2 separate regions of the Homo sapiens genome follow, and region 1 is linked to region 2. A link is a loop called in an ENCODE intact Hi-C map of the cell type or tissue named here. Cell type or tissue: heart right ventricle. All regions are shown on one strand. Each heading gives the region's core, and the rest is flanking DNA. Links, peaks and the distances in the headings are about the cores only.

What was found. Peaks named below come from ENCODE experiments on the same cell type or tissue, not always from the same donor. Only the 100,000 strongest peaks of a DNase experiment are listed, where the experiment ranks them.
Region 1: it touches region 2 in a loop (21-fold over the local background); 4 of 110 quality-filtered maps call a loop at or near these places.

The regions. Positions count from the first base shown.
Region 1 is chr6:110,189,860-110,192,780 of GRCh38, reverse strand. All of the region lies in intron 1 of CDC40 (cell division cycle 40), which reads right to left. Among named protein-coding and RNA genes, the nearest start is that of CDC40, 11 kb to the right of the region's middle. In heart right ventricle, for the core only: no CTCF peak of the experiment used is centred there; no DNase peak of the experiment used is centred there.
Region 2 is chr6:110,362,036-110,364,956 of GRCh38, reverse strand. No RefSeq gene overlaps it. Among named protein-coding and RNA genes, the nearest start is that of METTL24, 5.1 kb to the right of the region's middle. In heart right ventricle, for the core only: no CTCF peak of the experiment used is centred there; no DNase peak of the experiment used is centred there; H3K27ac peaks cover 773 bases; H3K27me3 peaks cover 1,276 bases.

The DNA of each region.
Region 1 (2,921 bases), core at 209-2,708, 170 kb after region 2:
TGGAGAGGAAACAAAAGGAAGTGACAGGGCCTGAATCTTCTAAATCTAAAGTCTTATAATCTCAGTTAATATTTCAAACATCTTAAATTCATTCCCCAGATTACTGAAAATAAACATCTCATCTCCACTGAAGAATCACTGGTAGTATAACTTTTGTATAACTCCACCACTTACAAATACGATAATTCTCAAATTGGTATCTTTAGCCTGGACCTCCCCTGATTTCTAGAGACTTGTATATCCAACCTTCAACCTGACATCTCTTCTCCCAGGATATCTAACAGACATCTCAAACTTAATATATCCAAAAGGGAGCTCGTGGCCTCCCCTCCCACAATGAATCCTTCCAGCCTTCTCTTAGTTAATCACAATTCCACCCTTACAGTTGCTCAGGCAAAAATCTGGAGTTTTCCTTGATTCCTCTTTATTTTATAGTTTGTATCCAATCCATCATCAAGTCTTCTACCTTCTACATAAATCCAGAATTCAACCACTTCTGAAGTCCTCTATTGCAGTGGTTCAACTTAACATCTTGTATCTGGGTTTTTGGAGTAGCTTCTTACCTGGTCTCCCTGATTTCTGTCCCTGACCACCTACAGCCTCACTTCCCACAGGAGATAGTATGATTCTTTCAAAATATTAGTCAGGTTATGCTACTCCTATGCTCTAAACCCCCCAGTAACCTCCCCAGTCAGAGTAAAAGCCTAACAAAGGCCTGACAACCACTGGTTCTCAGGAAGTAGGCAGGTTCCCTAGAGTAGTTTTACAGGGCATTTTTGTTTTCCTGTATTGTCTGTCTGAACATTCACTATTAAAAACATATTTGATTGTAAGTACCTTTCCTTTAAATAGTGCACTCATGTTCTATTTTAAAAATTGTAAAGAAATTATATATCATCTACAAATTATATTTCAATAAAGTCAGTATTATAACATTGCTGTCATAAAATGACGGAGTTGAGTCTAACTGGTTGAGAATTTCCCCTCCATCATCAGCCCCCTGCCCCTACCAACTTCTGTCTTCATCTAGCACTATGCCTGTGCTCACTTTACCCCAGCCTCACTGACTCATTTGCTATTCCTAGAATAGGCCAAGGAACAATCCTGCCTTGGGGTCTCTATACTTACCGTTATTTCCTTTTGGAATGAAATGTTTTTCCTGTGGATATCCACATGATTGTTATCTCTCTTTTTAAGTCTCTGCTCAGTTTTTCTGCTTCCCCCTTATCTTGCTTTATTTTCCTCCATTACATTTATCCTCAGTGGATATATATATTATCTCTCTCTCTCTCCACTAAAATGTAAACTACACAAGGCGGATTTTGCACACACAAATGTATAACCAAACCCTTGAACTATCCCTATCATATCACCATCTTTAATCTGCTGGCCTCTTGTTCATGGCAGGATATATCCCCTAACACAATGCAAAGATAATGCAAAGTAACATCAGACATTCTGCAAAATAGGTGGGATTTCATGAAGCTGATATTGATGTTGGAGAAGCAGCAATGCCACAGACAAGTGAAGATCTGGTAGAGTTAGACCAACTGATGACCAAAGACTAAAAAACCAACAAGAAAAATAATACCATACCATAAGCCCACATTCACTGTTCCAAAATTTGACCACTCTAGAAAGACTTTACCATGGCCCCTGTATCAAAACAGGCAACTTAGTTTCTCTACTTCTTAAAGATTCAGAGCCTATCAGGTCCCTTGAGCTTCTCTCCTCTCTAAACTGCCCATATCTTTACCCTATCTTATCCTTTTCATGACTTCAATTACCACCCCCTATTTTTATCTGCAGCCTTAATCACACCTAACGATGACAATGTGGTGTGTGGTATGGGAAGCCAGGGTTGTCAGCGCCCGAGGAAGGGTTGGGGGAGATCAGCTGGAGGAGGTCATGCCGGGCAACTGTGTAATCTAAGACCCTGGGGAGTTGGGGTCTTAGTTGAATATTCTGCCCTCCCAGAAGGCCAGCAAGGCTGACTCACCACCAGCCTCGTGCCCACTGGGCTCCCACCCCTTCCCAGGACCCTCCCCTAGCTCGGTCCCCCTGAGCTTGGCTTCCCACCCTGCAGGTGTCCTACTACAACCAGGCCACCCCAGGTGTTCTCAACTATGTGACCACCAACGTGGCAGTTGGATCCACATATCCAACTGCTTACTAAATTTCATTATATGAATGTCCCACAGCATCAAACACTATGCTGTGTCCAAAACAGAACTTACCATTCCCCCATGACTCCATCTTCACTAATAAATCAGGCATAGTCTTGCTGATTCTACCTCTGAATACTTCTCTAGTAATCTCACTTCTACCCTCCTCTCTTTGCATCCCAGCTACAATGGCCTAGTTAGGGCTTCATTATATCTTGCCTGGCCTATTGTAATACTTCCTTATCTGCTTTAATACACCCTCACTTTTGTCATATTAGACTAATTGCTGATTTTTAAAAATAGCAAGCACTTTGATGCTTTCTGTGCTGTAGGCAATGTTACCGCCTTGTACCTTAGGCAATGCCTTTATTATTTTATGCCGCCTTCTTATTTTTCCTGATACCTTCCCTCCTCCTGCCTCAGGAAAACTGTTGGGTTTTTGTTTGTGGTCCTAAAAAAATGCTGTACTCTATTTGATAGTACTTGTGATATATTATTTGTTGCACATGGCTTTTATGTACATCATATATCCTCACTGCCCAGTAGAACGCAGGGCATTCAGCACATATTCAATAAATATTTGTTAAATTAAATTGAAGACAGAAAAGCCAAATCTGTAGAGAAATTAAGTAGGATAAGGCTGACCAACAATCATTGGATTTGGCAATTATGTCACAAAAAACCTTTGTGAGAGTGACTGTTAGTAAGGACTATGGAAAGCCAGCTGCAAGAGGCAGAGGTGTAAATGAGGATCTA
Region 2 (2,921 bases), core at 123-2,622:
AAATGACACAGCCCTGAGATTTTTGCCTTTAAGCATGCTGTGCCTCACTTTATCCTGTCAGTTGCCTGGTAATCGTTTCTGACCTTAAAAGGTTTTTTTAAAAGCCCTTGACTTTGGGAAAGTTTTAACCAGGAATGTTTTTGACTTCAAAGTGATCTGTAGCTGGGAGATTATTTCTGGCATGTGTTATAATGCTGAGATGAGTGGAAGGTGCAGGAGGGTCCACACTGTGTAGGTGGTCCTATGAAAAAGATGTTTTGATCATTCCTAACCTAAGCCCTTTCATTGTCATAGAATCCAGGAATGCCTCATTGTGGGAGCTAATGTTTGTAAATAAACCTCTCTAACAATGCCTCAGATGTGTTTTCCGAACACATCCAAGGAAGTGGGTGTGTGTGTCTGTCTGTGTATGTTGCGTCTTTCATCAGAACTTCCTGCCCAAGGGCTCCAAAGCCTAGGGTTCCCTCAGAGCCACCACTGCAGTGTCCACCCTGTCCATGCACTGTTCTCCCCACATCCACATCTTTGACCTTAGTTCTTTGTCCCCCAGTGGCTTATGTGATGCATTCCCTGATTCTTTCCAAGTTCCTTCAGGGAAACAAAAAGGTACCAGGTTGGAGGTATTATTATTTGTGAGCCAGCCAATATGGGTTTGACTATGATTCTTTTTAGGTTAGGATGGATTAGCAACAAGAACTGTGGTATCTTGAGTCTGACTCCAGCAGAATTGGGGTGCGATGTCTGTTGTCTGTTAACAATTCCAGAGACATGATTAAGGCCTGCCCCATACAAGGCATTGCTGGTGGTGCAGAAGTGATTAAGACCCCCATCCCAATGCCTGAGAAACATCCCCGGTAGAGGAAGGATAAAACAAGTCCACAAATGTTAGAGTAAGAATGGGAGAACACGGGTGTAAGGGGGAACTAAAAAGAGGCAGGGAAGCCTTGTGCTCTCTTTCCCTGCCAGGCCTGGGCATTAAGACATTCCCCAGGCATTTTCCATAAGACCAGCCCAGAGCCAGCCTTATTTGGTTGTGGAATAGGCAGTGGTGTGATTTTAGGCAGGGCTCCCAGCCTCAAATAGCAGTTCCAGTGTCTGTCATTCTATTATAACTTTGTTCTAGGTCTCGAAAGCTTTCATTGTGGTGGGTTCTTTCTTGAACACAGATGTTTCTGTTAGGGTCCTAAGTCATGGTGAGCTAGTATCTTTCTTATTTATTTATTTATTTATTTATTTATTTGAGACAGGGTCTGACTCCATCATCACCCAGGCTGGAGTGCAGTGGCATGATCTCGACTCACTGCAGCCTCAACCTCCCAGGCTCAAGCAATCCTCCTATCTTAGTCAGCCTTTCGAGTAGCTGGGACCATGGGAACACAGCACCATGCCTGGCTAATTTTTTGGTATTTTTGGTAGAGATGGGATTTCACCATGTTGCCCAGGGCGGTCTCGAACTCCTGAGCTCAGATAATCCACTCACCTCAGCCTCCCAAAGTACTGGGATTACAGACCTGAACCACCTTGCTCGGCCTGAGCTAGTATCTTAACATTTAGCTACACCTTTAGGGTGGAGAGGAGAAAACTAATTGACAGCCCAGTGAACACAAATCCTACCTGGGATGTGGCTTGGGATTGGCATTTGAGGGGAGTTGAAGAATGGGTTCAAGTGTAGCAACAGGAGAATAGGAGGAAACTAAAAATAAACTGTGCTTAGTTCATCCTTCTGTTAGGCGCTGGCTTAAGGCTATCCTTTGAGGTTTCCCAACAATAACAAAGGAATATTTGATGGCTTTAAATGGGATTAAAACAGCCTTTTTTGGTGGACTTAAAAATTAATGATAGAACTTCACACTGAAAGACTTATGATTTTGCCTTCATGTAGCATTCTACTCTTAAGAATTTAATGTGACAAAATAACTATGAATGCACACAGACTTGATTCATTCCTCACTCTTTAATTCAACAACTATTTATTGAGCATATACTACATGCCAGATACTGTTCTAGGCACCAGGATTATAGCAATAATCAATGGAAACAAAGTCCCTGACCTCGTGGAGCTTACATTCTAGTTGGGGAAGACATCATAAACAAGGCATTATGTTACCAAATCTCAGAGTCAGTTTCCAGTCCACATCTTATTAGACCTCTCAGTGTGTTCCTTCTAGAAATACTCTCTTCATTTGGTTTCTGGAACACCACATTCTCTTACCTTACTGCTTACCTATCTCAGTAGCCTTTGTTGGATGCTCATCTTCCTGACTTTAAACTGGTGAACCCCAGAACTAAGCCTTCAGATATTTCACACCTGTATGCTGACGATCCAGTTTTCTATTTCCAGCCCTCACCACTCCCCTGAATTTCAGTCTTTTAGATCCAACTGCCTATGCCACATCTCCATTTGTATGTCCAATAGGTTTCCCAAACTTAACGGGACTACCAAAATCTTACTGGATTTTCTACTCTAATTGCTCTTAGTTGAGTCTTTCCCTTCTCAGTTAACAGCAACTTAATTCTTCCAGTTACTCAGGAAAAAACCTCGGAATCATTCTTGACTTCTTTCTTTCTCTCACACTGCATATCTGCTCCATCAGATTTAGCTACAAAGATGTCCATCACAGCATTGTTTATAAAAATGAAAAACTGGTAATTATCCAACTGTTCGACAATGGAAGAATGGTTAATATGGTACATGTTGTAGTTAACAGGTTACTGTTTAAGGACATTTTCCATATGGAAAATTTCGTACATGCTCAAAAATAAAGAGCTGTGAACCCATCATCTAGCTACAACAATGATCAACTCACAGCCATTCTTGCTTCATTTTTACTCCCACTTCTCTCCCATCTCCCCACTAGATTGTTGTTAAGCAAATTCCAAACAACATATTATTTAATACATAAACTATATAACATATTATG